2 separate regions of the Homo sapiens genome follow, and region 1 is linked to region 2. A link is a contact called in ENCODE Hi-C data. All regions are on one chromosome and are shown on one strand. Each heading gives the region's core, a stretch centred on a gene start or an enhancer-like site at or near the end of the contact. The rest is flanking DNA. Distances are from core to core; before and after follow the strand shown.

Evidence for each region. Hi-C counts contacts between places; a loop is a spot of excess contacts on that map. Pooled maps may share reads with other maps.
Region 1: a loop to region 2 is called in a map with no recorded cell type, with 24 times the contacts of the local background. The contact joins the promoter of MNX1-AS1 here to the promoter of NUB1 in region 2. A Hi-C loop is called at or near these places in 3 of 37 single-sample maps with no recorded cell type and 3 of 50 pooled maps.

The regions. Positions count from the first base shown.
Region 1 is chr7:157,009,233-157,015,175 of GRCh38, reverse strand. MNX1-AS1 (MNX1 antisense RNA 1 (head to head)) reads right to left here and starts at 4,319. Exons shown (of 2, transcript NR_038835.1): 1 at 3,869-4,319. MNX1 (motor neuron and pancreas homeobox 1) reads left to right here and starts at 4,513. Exons shown (of 3, transcript NM_005515.4): 1 at 4,513-5,516. The coding sequence starts at 4,826. RefSeq lists silencers at 4,102-4,711, 5,222-5,291, 5,302-5,351.
Region 2 is chr7:151,337,269-151,343,212 of GRCh38, reverse strand. It overlaps NUB1 (negative regulator of ubiquitin like proteins 1), which reads right to left and starts at 1,401. Exons shown (of 15, transcript NM_001243351.2): 1 at 1,367-1,401. RefSeq lists silencers at 1,132-1,311, 1,482-1,681 and enhancers at 1,279-1,780, 2,850-2,939, 3,070-3,129.

The DNA of each region.
Region 1 (5,943 bases), core at 3,070-5,569, 5.7 Mb before region 2:
GAGCCTACCCTTTCCAGACTCCTTTAAGGCCCAGCTCCCAGGGGCCATAGAGGAGGTCAGCAGATCAAAGGACAGCATGAATGACTTGATGCCTTTGGCCCCCATTGCTCTGAAGGGGCTGGGGTTGGTGGGGGGACCTGAGCAGATGTCCCCAGCTCCGGTGAGCCTAGGCCCTCTCCACAGATTCTCCTTCCCTCTGAGCTCCAGGAAGGAGGTCGGAGCATCTCCCAGCAGTTCCTGCTCTGACCCTCTGGGCTCCCACTCCAGCCTAACTAAGCTACTTCCTGTGCCAGGGGCAAGTCCCATCTCAAACTCGTGCTTAGGTCCCTCCGGCCAGTTACACAGCATCTTCATGCCTGTTTCCTGAAGAAAGCCTTGACAGTTTACATTGAAACGGAACTGCATGAGTCCCCGAAGACCACATGGCTTCAGCAGGACAGGACTAATGTGCCTGGGCCCCTCTGCAGCCAAGTCCTCTCTGTTGGCCCTGGGCTTCAGTTTTGGAAATGCAAGATCTGCCCCCTGCTTCAGCCACCCAGTGCCCTTCCAGGCAACTGCTCCATTTCACATGGAAAAAAAGCAATATCTAAATGATAAATAAATGCATGATACCTGCCTCGCATCTTGTGAATATGTGAATGTACAGGTTTTTTCCCCAGTCCTCACGGGTTCCCAGTTGTGTGTGTAAGTCCAGATGTAAACAGACACAGACTACAACGGCGTTTTCTTTTGTGATGGTTTGTAGAAATCACCATCTCCTTCCCAAGTAGTGGAAGGAAGGGCAGCTGCAGGCACTCTTCAGTTCCTTAACAGGAGGCCTGTAGAAAGCAGGCTCCCGCGCTGGGCAGGGAGGAGCTGTGGTGGGGGCCAGCTGATTAGGGTGCACCAGGCCCTCTCTGCCTGTCTTGAGAAACCAAGAGCTCCAGGGAGAACTCTCCAGGGCTGAGTTCTGCCCCTGGGGCCGCTGGAGAGAAAACTCACCTGGAGACTCAGGTTTGGTAGCACTACTAGGATCAGACCTTTGATCTCTCTTTGTGGCCCTTCCCAAGACCCAAGCCCAGCTCCAGACTGCCCCAAAGCCAGCTGGGCTGGATCAATACAGATACTGGGAACAGGAAGAGACCCAGCAGGCTCCGCCTCACACATTGTAAACCACACAAAGATCCACACTTCCCAGATAGCTCCCTCTCTCCCCCACACCTGCCTCTCTCCATGCAGCTTTACAGAGAACCTCCTTTTTATATTAACATATTCTTAAATATAAGCAGAACATCTGATCATTTTAAGGCCCTATAGCTCCTTAGAGTCCATTTGGTCCAACCCCTGCTTCTGTAGACAAAGAAACAAATCCATCGAGATAAGGAGCTTCAGATTCCTGAAATGGCACCTCAGCCAGAGGGGCGGTCCGGACAGGACGCAGGGCTGCTAGGCTAGGCCTCCTCGGACAGCCTTGCACAGCCCCACAGGTGGTACAGACACCTGAAGGACCTGCACACGTGTTGTCCTGTCTGTGTTTTCAGGGAGGTGTCCTCAGCAGGTCTCAGGCAGAATAGAAACATGAGACAGGGTGTGAAGGGGTTTTGGACCATGGTTATTACAGAACAAAAAGGGGTGAAATTAATTCCTCTAGGAGTTAAAAAAAAAAGCCAGAAAACACCCACTGTGATTTTGTTGAAGGAGATGGCTGATGTCATGAGTCTAGACTACACACCCCATCACCAACTAAAATCACCCTGGCAGTGTGTATTTTTGGTTGGAGAGAGGAACAGCATCTTCTCCAAGGTCCATCCTGGGAGATTTCTTCTGCAGCCACTCCCTTCCCCCAGCTCCCTAAATCATTGACCTCAGGACCAAGCAATCTGCCCCCAGCAGATGGGGGTGATGAGAAGAGAAAGGCAAGTCAGCCTTGGTGCCAAACCCCTGGAGGAGGAGGCCAAGGCTGTGTTCTCTACCCTGGGGAGGCAGAGTCACAGCTAGGGCTTCCTGCCTGGGACAGGTGGCTAAGAATCTCTGGTCTCCTTTACAATCCTTCCCTCCCCAAAAAGAAACAGATGGGATGGGGACTCAGGGCTAGGTGTACCTGAAAGCTTTGAGGGCAGCAGGGTGGGAACAGTGTGGCCTCTGCAATCAGACCTGGTCCCACTCCCAGCTCTAAGGCCAAACTGTCTGCTGGGAACAAGGATCCCAAACTCTCTGAACTTGTACTCTAGAAAATGGAGATGATAGCCCGGGCACGGTCGCTCATGCCTGTAATCCCAGCACTTTGGGAGGCTGAAGTGGGTGGATCACCTGAGGTCGGGAGTTCGAGACCAGCCTGACCAACATGGTGAAACCCCATCTCTACTAAAAACACAAAAATTAGCCTGGCCTGGTGGCACATGCCTGTAATCTCAGCTATTGGGGAGGCTGAGGCAGAAGAATCGCTTGAACCTGGGAGATGGAGGTTGCAGTGAGCCATGATCATGGCATTGCACTCCAGCCCGGGCAACAAGAACAAAACTCCATCTCAAAAAAAAAAAAAAAAAGTGGGGGGCGCCTGGCGCGGTGGCTGACTCCTGTAATCCCAGCACTTTGGGAGGCCGAGGCGCGCGGATCAGGAGGTCAGGCGATCAAGACCATCCTCGCTAACACGGTGAAACCCCGTCTCTACCAAAAATACAAAAAAAAAAAAGAAAGAAAAGAAAATGGAGATACGGAGATGATAAAAATCTTCCTTCTAGTGTCATAGTGAAGATTACGGATGAGAATTGCAGAAAGCTCATAGCACATAGTAGGTGTTCAAGAAATGCGCGTGTTTCCCTCTCTCCAGTGAGAGGTAGAACTGCATTTGTGTCACCACAAAGACATCTAAAGGCACGACAAACTCCATGTGAATGCCTGGGATTTCTTTTTACCAGTGGTCGGCTCTGCAAAGCCAGATCACATTTACTCCAAGTTGCAGTTACTCATCCATTGCCATCCTCCTAACCTTCCAACCAGTCCTGTGCATCTGGGAACTACCCTGTGTTATAATGAAAACGATACCACTCATGGCAACAGAGTCACTGTCATCAACTCTCGCCTAGGTCAAAAGCCTTTTGAGGAGAAGTGGCAAGGTCTCTATATTTGCCTTTTTAAAAATCCCTCTTGTAGCAACCTGGCGTGCTAATTTTGAAGTTTACCTGGCACTGAGTTTCTCTTTGGCTCTCTCCCCTCTCCACAGCCCCTTCCGGTCCTTTATTCACCTCTCACCTGCATAGCAAGCCCTGGAACCTGGAACTCCCTCCCAGTTCTCACGCTTGCTGGGGAAGATAACTGGGTCTAATGGCGCTATTGACAAAGCCTGGTGTTGATGCCGCTTGACTTCCCGACCCCTGTGTGGATTCTTTCAGCTTCAAAAACGCCCTTGGAAGTGGTTTTACTGTAAATATTTGAAGTGTGCGTGTGGGGGAGGGGTGAGACCTGGATGCTCACTCCGTGCCTCGCTCACTCACGGGAAGCCCTTTCCTCTCCACTTCCCAGGAGGCCCCGGCAGCACGAGAGACATAGCCTTTCCCCGCTCCTGCCCGGGGACTGGCCGGGGGTCGCAGCGGCAGGGCTTCCGAAGGATGCCGGGCCCCACGGGTTTTTCAGGGCCGAGGTGTGTGGGCCTTGACTCCCGCAAGCCCATGGGCATCCCTCGGCAGCGAGGAAGAGCCTTGTCACCGAGGACCCGCTCCACTGAGCAGGCACGTGGGCGACGTCTGCAAGCCGACTTGGGTTCTGCAGGCCAGAGCGCCCAGATCTACCGTCTCCGCCTTGACTGGGGCAGGGGCTCCCAGAGAGGATTCGTGGAGGCCAAACTCACACTCACATGCGCGTTTACACCCCCACACCCCCGCACACACACCTGAAAATGCGGGGCCTTCCCATAGCAGATAAGGTTCGACCTGCAGAGCTTTGGCCACGGGGACAAAACCCTCCCCTGCTGCGCCCTGGAGGCCCGAGAGCAGGGAGGGCTTGGGAAACACCACGGTCTTCAGTGCGCTGCCGTCGCCTCGCAGAGCGGCCAGGTCTGCGCAGCGTGGGCGCTCAGGAGCGTGGAACCACCGCGCTCCGCAAGGCAGACGTGGACCCACTCCAGCGCCGACAAGGAGGCCGGAGAGGACGCGCGCAGCTGGCTCCAGGGACCAACCAAGTCCGGAGGGGCCCACGTGTCTCGGGAGCGGGTCTTGGGCCGCCGCGGGGCTCTCCAGGGGCCCGGGGGTTGCCAGTGCCCGCCGTCCGGCTCCGCACCCAGGGGAGGGCGGGCAGAGGCCCCAGGTTGAGCCTCGGAGTATCCACTCCCCGTTGGTGTCCCCGCCCGCCAGCGCCGCGCAACAGCCCGGGCTGCTTAGGACCTCGCGGCGCGGGGGCGGGGCGGCGGGCGGCCGGGACGGTGACAGGTGCGCCCCTCGGCCAATGGCGGAGCCCGCGGCCCTCCCCGGGCCCCCGCTGCGCGCGCCAATCGGAAGCCGCGCTGAGCTTCAAGTGCGCGGAGGGGCGCGGGTCCCCACCACGGCGGCAGCGGCCTCCGCGCGGTCGCCTGAGGGCTGCAGCGCAAAGAACCGGGCTCCCGGGCCCGGACGCGGGGAAGCACTCGCGTGGGAGTTTGTGCGAGCGCGGCCCGGGGCGGGGCCCGCACGGAGGAGGCGCCGGGACCATGGTCACCCTCGGCTGAGTTTCCGGCGGCGACTTTGATTATTGGCAAATAACCACCATAACAATACCGAGCCCCCGGGCTTGCACCGCACGCACTGACTCCGCGAGCCCGCACACGGCCGCGTCGCCCGCCACCGGGCCCTGAGCGCCAGCCCCAAACGAGCCGATGGAAAAATCCAAAAATTTCCGCATCGACGCCCTGCTGGCGGTGGACCCCCCACGAGCCGCCTCTGCGCAGAGCGCGCCGCTGGCCTTGGTCACGTCGCTCGCCGCCGCCGCATCTGGCACCGGAGGTGGCGGCGGCGGCGGCGGGGCGAGCGGCGGGACTAGCGGCAGCTGCAGCCCCGCGTCCTCGGAGCCGCCGGCTGCGCCCGCCGACCGCCTGCGCGCCGAGAGCCCGTCGCCGCCGCGCCTGCTGGCCGCGCACTGCGCGCTGCTGCCCAAGCCGGGCTTCCTGGGCGCGGGCGGCGGCGGCGGCGGCACGGGCGGCGGGCACGGGGGGCCCCACCACCACGCGCATCCGGGCGCAGCGGCCGCTGCCGCCGCCGCCGCCGCCGCCGCCGCCGCTGGGGGCCTGGCGCTGGGGCTGCACCCTGGGGGCGCGCAGGGCGGCGCGGGCCTCCCGGCGCAGGCGGCGCTCTACGGCCACCCGGTCTACGGCTACTCCGCGGCGGCGGCGGCGGCTGCGCTGGCGGGCCAGCACCCGGCGCTCTCCTACTCGTACCCGCAGGTGCAAGGCGCGCACCCCGCGCACCCCGCCGACCCCATCAAGCTGGGCGCCGGCACCTTCCAGCTGGACCAGTGGCTGCGCGCGTCCACCGCGGGCATGATCCTGCCTAAGATGCCCGACTTCAACTGTGAGTACCCTGCGGCCCCCGTGGATGCGCGTGGCGGGAGGGCCTCGCGCATCCTCCACCGGCACCGCCTGCCCCTCTCTGCGCTTGGCTCCCAGCGAGCGGGGGAAGAGCTGCGAAGCCGCCTCGGCTCTGCCCGGGGCCTGCGAGGACTCGCCCGGACCCCCAGGCATGAGACGGGCAGCGAATTATTAAAATGGCCATGCGCAGGCCTTGCCTTCTCTTCCTCTCTTAACGGGAAGGGGCAGTTGGAGGTGTGAGACTGAGATCTAATGATTAACCCGAAGGCTGCAGGAGAAGGAAGTCGCCGGGGGAAGGCGAGCCGAGAGCGCCCTGAATTAGGCAGGCCCGGGAATGGGGGTCAGGGCTTATCACCGGGGAAAGGAACTTGGGCCAGGTCCCCCACTGGGGCGTTAGAGAGACCCGCGGC
Region 2 (5,944 bases), core at 152-2,651:
TTTCAAGCACTGACAAACGGCTTATCACAGCAAAGCATATTAGTACTTAGAGCGTTAGCTTTTCAAACACAAATAACTTTAAAAACTACTTTACATACTACTCATGAATCTTCAGAAATTCTGAATAAAATATCACAGCAACCCTACTGTCTCCCCACTGGGGGACAGTAATTTCACAGGCTGGTTACTGGAGCCAAGCAATTTGAAAGGCTGATGCGGTACTCAGAGATGCCATCCAAGGCCGGGCGCGGTGGCTCACACCTGTAATCCCAGCACTTGGGAGGCCGAGGCCAGTGGATCACCTGAGGTCAGGAGTTCAAGACCAGCCTGGTCAACATGGTGAAACCCCGTCTCTACTAAAAAAATAAACAAATAAAAAATTTTTAAAAAGATGCCATCCAAGCCACCACTTGACAGAAGGACGAAGGAGTGTTACAAACCCAGTGCGTGTCAGACACTCCAGGGAGCAAACAAGAGCTCCAGGGTTACACCGAATAAGATTTAATGTTAAAAAAAAATTAAACCACTGTCTTGAAACTTAAGGAACTTCAGTTATAGACAACAGAGTAAGTGGCGACATATTTTAAGTCAAGTTTAATAAGTCAGTTTTTAATTTTAACTGAAATGAGAACTGAAAAAGTTTCATGCATGCCATACAATGTTTCACATTGTAACTAAGAAAAGACGAAACTCATTAATATCACTCCGTGGTCCAAGCAGAAAGTGAAACGTTATAACGATCCTTTAAAAATTTCACTTTCACTTTTGTAATGAATCGATCATTGCTACATTTAGCCACACCTTTTCAAGTATACATTATATATAGTTGAAACACAACTATATCTAGTCAAGACACATTCATTTTTTCTTAGGAAAATGAAAGATTCTTGATTAAAAATAAAAGGGAAGGAGGTGAGAATGATAGAATCAGGTCGTCAAGGTTCGAGAAAATCAAGTGTCTTGTCATTAAATAGCAAAGAAAATCTGGCTTTGATTGCAAATAAATCCCAAATGGTATACTCGGAGTGTTACGATTCAAGTATAGCATTTGGCTAATTTTTTATAGACATATTTATTCCTTTCTCTCCCCAAACCGATACACTCAATATTTTCTTTTAAATACCCCACACCTCTGCCTAACTCAGGGCAAACCAAAGGGCCCCGAACGGCCAGCGCGTCCCGAAGCCCGGCCCACCGCTCCCGGCCCCGGCCCCGGCCCCGGCCCAGCTCCACGCATGGCTGCTCACCCCCGCCCCGCGGCCGCTCCACCCCTGGCCAGGAGAGGTGCCCAGTCGGACCGGGAACCGGGGCGCCAAGCAGTGCTGCTGAGGCTGGGGTCGAGGACACTCGGCCGCCGTGTCCTCACCTGCGCCACGCCACTCCCGCCGCGACCAGCAGAGTGCCCGGATGCGGCAGCGGCCGCCGTTTGTTTTCATTCCGGGTGAGGCCAGCCCCGCCCCCGCCGCCGCTGTCGCCTTCGCGCCGCCGCCGCCGCCGCCGCTTGGAAAGAGGGTTGTGGGCGGGGCCAAGGCGAAGCCAGCTGTGGGCGGGGATACGGTTGTGTGGGCGTGGTTACCGCGGGGCGGAGCCGCGACGGGGCGGAGCTAAGCGGAGGCGGGGCTGGGCGAGGATGTGGCCGTGTGGGGCGAGGACCTGGGAGTTGGTGTCCAACGCCACCCCAGGCTCAGTCTTCCAGGACTTCCCGCCCGGGCTCAGTTTGCCAGCCATCAAGAGGAAATGGATCCTGGCTTTGTTTCTCCAGAATCCTTGAAAGAGGCTGGGGGAAGGGTCGGGACCGTCCCAACCCGCATCTCATTCCTCAGCCTAGGCTGGACCCCTTCCCTAAACCAGCGGCTTTTCACCCCGCCCTCCACAAGCCCACCAGGGGCTTCCCTGGGGTGAAATTAGGCTGCTTCCCGGGAATTTCCTCCCCCATGCTGTCCACGGCCACTAGGGACCACAAGGCCTAGGGAGCTCTGCCTACTTCCAAGGTCCTATTCCCAAGGCTGTGCTCAACAGTGACGCTTCTATTTTATTATCAGTTATTGCTGTTAATCTCTTACTGTGCCTAATAAATTAAACTTTATCGTAGGTATGTACGTATGTATAGGAAAAATGAAGTGTGTGTATATATATAGTATATATATATGTGTGTGTATGTAAAATGGGGTGCAGTACTATCCGAGGTTTCAGGCATCCACTGTGGGTCTTGGGACACACCACCTGTGTGTGGACGAGAGGGGACTCCTGTAACCTTGCAGTGACCAATCCGTTTTTCGTTCCCTGTTGCTGCTTTCTTTAGCCCTTTTCTACCTATAAAGCCCACCTCCTCTGCCCAGCTCGTTGGAGCACCGTTTCTAAATTTTCAGAGAAGATGCCATCCTGATTCATGAATCAATAAAAACCAATAGATCTTTAATCTAAATTTGTGGTAATTTTGACTTCTGACAAAGGGATATTAATAACTGTATAACCGCACCAGACCAATCTGATTCGCCTTTTATATACCCAAGTTGTGAGTTGTTTTTCAGTTGCATGGACTCCCAGATGGAAGGTTTCGCACGTAACCTGAGGATGCCCAGGTGAACCAAGCATGCAACCAGGGGCGGAACCTGAGTGCTCAGATCAAAGCAGGGACTGAATTAAGAAATGGGCACTGCATGGTGAGATCCAGAATGCAATCAGATCAAGCCCTGGTGTCACCCCATGGCAGGGTCCAGTCAGATGAGCATCCCAGCATCACCTCATCGCAAAATCTAATCCGATCATGCGTCATTACCCTATGCTTATAAAACCCAACCCAGCCCCAAGCTCAAGGAGACAGAGCTGAGGGTTTCCTCATGTCTCCTTGACAGTCAACTCACAATAAAGCCTTTCTTTTCTCAAAAGCCCGTGCCATGGTGTTGGCTTCTAGCACATCAGGAAAAAGCCCGTTGATTGCTCAGTAGCAATTGCAGCAAGGTAGAAGGACAACAGAAACTGTTCTGACATTTTTTTCTGAGGGCTTTCTCTGAGATGAGTAACAAAGATAGTTTCACTTTTACATTTACGTAGTAGACCATCAGGAAATTGAATGTCCACGCTCAGGTGTGATGGAGCAGCTTGCAGTAGACCAAGGCTCCCACTAACAACAACTAGAAAAGCCAGAAAGCGAAGTCAGAAAACATCTGTTTGAAGGCAGTGAAAGCTGCTGAGGCAAGAATGGGGGGACTTGATATTCCAGAGAATGAGGAACCTTCAAGGGGTGAGCTAATGTCTGCAGTGGCTTGTATTGGTGTGTGAGGGCTTTTGCCAGTTCTGGATACAAGCATGAGGCTGAGAATTTAGACTTTGAGACCACAGAGGGCCACTGCTGGGGACACAAAACCAACACAGCGATGTAGGGGGAAATTCCAAGGACAATTGCTGAATTCAAGGCTTGTATGGGGCAAGAAACTGAAATGTAAATGGAAGGCCTCTGAAAGCAGAAGTTTTTGATAGACTTGCAAAACAAAGATTCGAGTCTGAGATCTGCTAGGGTGGTGGTGGAAGTGGGTTACTGCAGAGCCTACACCATGTTCCCAGTTGGAAACTGGAGGGCAACGGTAGCTTGAACCCTACCAGAACCTCAGCCCAGCCTTCACTCCATGCAGTCCCTGATTGGATTAAGGTTATTGGCCACTCCTGTCTTTGGTTTTGTGGAGGAAAGGGAAAAACCCTCCTGAGAGAATGATAACATTTGAAGCCTCTACAACTTTTTAGAAGCTATATTTGGCATCTCATTAAAAAGTTACTAGATAAAAAAAGAAAAAGACAATAGAAACAGACCCACAGATGAGTCAGATATTGGAGTTGCCTGATTAAAATAACTCTGATGAACATTTTCAAGAAAACAGAAAAAAAGATGAAAATTTTCACCTGAGTATTGAAATCTATAAAAATAAATCAAATGAAAACTCTAGAGGTGAAAAGTGTAATAAATGAGGCTGTGAACTCTGGATGTTAGACAAAACTAAAGACACGATTAGTGAACTGCAGGCACATCAATAGAAAATATCCAAACTGAAGCATAGAAGGAAAGAATGGAAAATACAGAAACAAGCATTAGAGACACATGGGACATGATGAAAAGTTCTACCAGGTATTCAGGTTTCTAGAAAAAGAGAGAAAGGGGCAGAAACAATATTTGAAAAGATAATAACCAAGAGTCCAAGTTTCGCAAAACTGATGAAAGACATCAAATTACAAATTCTGTAAGTTCTATGACTCCTAAGCAGGATAAATACAAAATCAGCCACACCCAGTGCATTCTAGTAGAACCATTGAAAACCAAGGAAAAAGATAAAATCTTAAAAGGTGCCAGGGCCAGGTACGGTGGCTCACGCTAGTAATCCCAGCACTTTGGGAGGCTGAGGCAGGTGGATCACCTGAGGTCAGGAGTTCGAGATGAGTTTGACGAATACGATGAAACCCCGTCTCTACTAAAAATACAAAACTTAGCTGGCTGTGGTGGAGGGCGCCTGTCATCCCAGCTACTTGGAAGGCCGAGGCAGGAGAATCGCTGGAACCTGGGAGATGCAGGTTGCAGTGAGCAAAGATTGCACCATTGCACTCCAGCCTGGGCAACAGATTGAGACTCCATCTCAAAAAAAAAAAAATTAATTTAATTTAATTAAACAAAAAAAAGGTGCCGGGGAAAAGATGCATTGCCTTTTAAGATTGTCAGCTGACTTCAGAAACAATAAATCCAGAAGACAATGGAATGGCATCTTTAATGTGCTAAAAGAAAATACACATGTTTAGTTCAACGTTCCTTAATATTTTAGGCAATAAGATTTATTGAGAACACAGAAATGGTGCAGACTTGTGCTTTTATCTTTGTCATGCATATGTGATGTCTTCTGGAATTAAGTTTAAAAAAGCAAAAGAAGTAAGTTATTCTGGCCTCCCATGGAGGTTTCTCAGATGGTAAGCCTACAGTGATGAGTAGCCACCTTCTTACTTCCAAGGTCACCTTAGTTTTTATTCACCCTTAAACTTAAAGTCACATGACTAATATTGTATATCGAATTCTTTTTAACATTAAAAGGGGTTAAAAAACAAACACGGATAAAACACAAACAGATGATCCTGAACTTAATTCAGTAGTACTAATACCACGGATTTATTTATTTATCATCTCTCTCCTTATTTTTTTATCTTGTTAGAGTAAGTGTATCACCTACCCAACTTTTTTTTTTTTTTTTGAGGCGGAGTCTTGCTCTGTCACCCAGGCTGGAGTGCAGTGGCACAATCTCAGCTCACTGCAAGCTCCGCCTTCCGGGTTCACGCCAATCTCCTGCCTCAGCCTCCCAAGTTGCTGGTACTACAGGCACCCACCACCATGCCCGGCTAATTTTTTGTATTTTTAGTAGAGGCGGGGTTTCACCATGTTAGCCAGGATGGTCTCGATCTCCTGACCTCGTCATCTGCCCGCCTTGGCCTCCCAAAGTGCTGGGATTACAGGTGTGAGCCACCGCGCCCAGCTGCACCTACCCAACTATTGAGACAAATGAACCTGGGTTAAAAAATTTGGACCAGAATATGTCAGAGATTCAAAACCAGAACACAAAATTTGAGGACTGATTACATGCTTCCAGAATGATTCTACCTGAATCACAGGTGAGAAGGCCAAGCCCTTTCTCACAGTGACTATGGCAACAGGAATTCATGACCTCCACTGAAATAAGGCATCCTAGCCCATGTTTCCTAGGAATCAGAGTAATCCTCCTATGCAATGACCTTGTAACTTCTTTTAGCTTCTATCATCTGTTTGGGTGATTGAAATTCTGGATTCCCAATCAGATGTGAACAACTTTTCCTCACCACTAACTTGATTTCTCTTTCTTCCATGTTCTTCATATCCAACTAAGATGCTGAATAAAATTACTATGTCTCCAAACAGCATGTTAAAAAATTATTTATG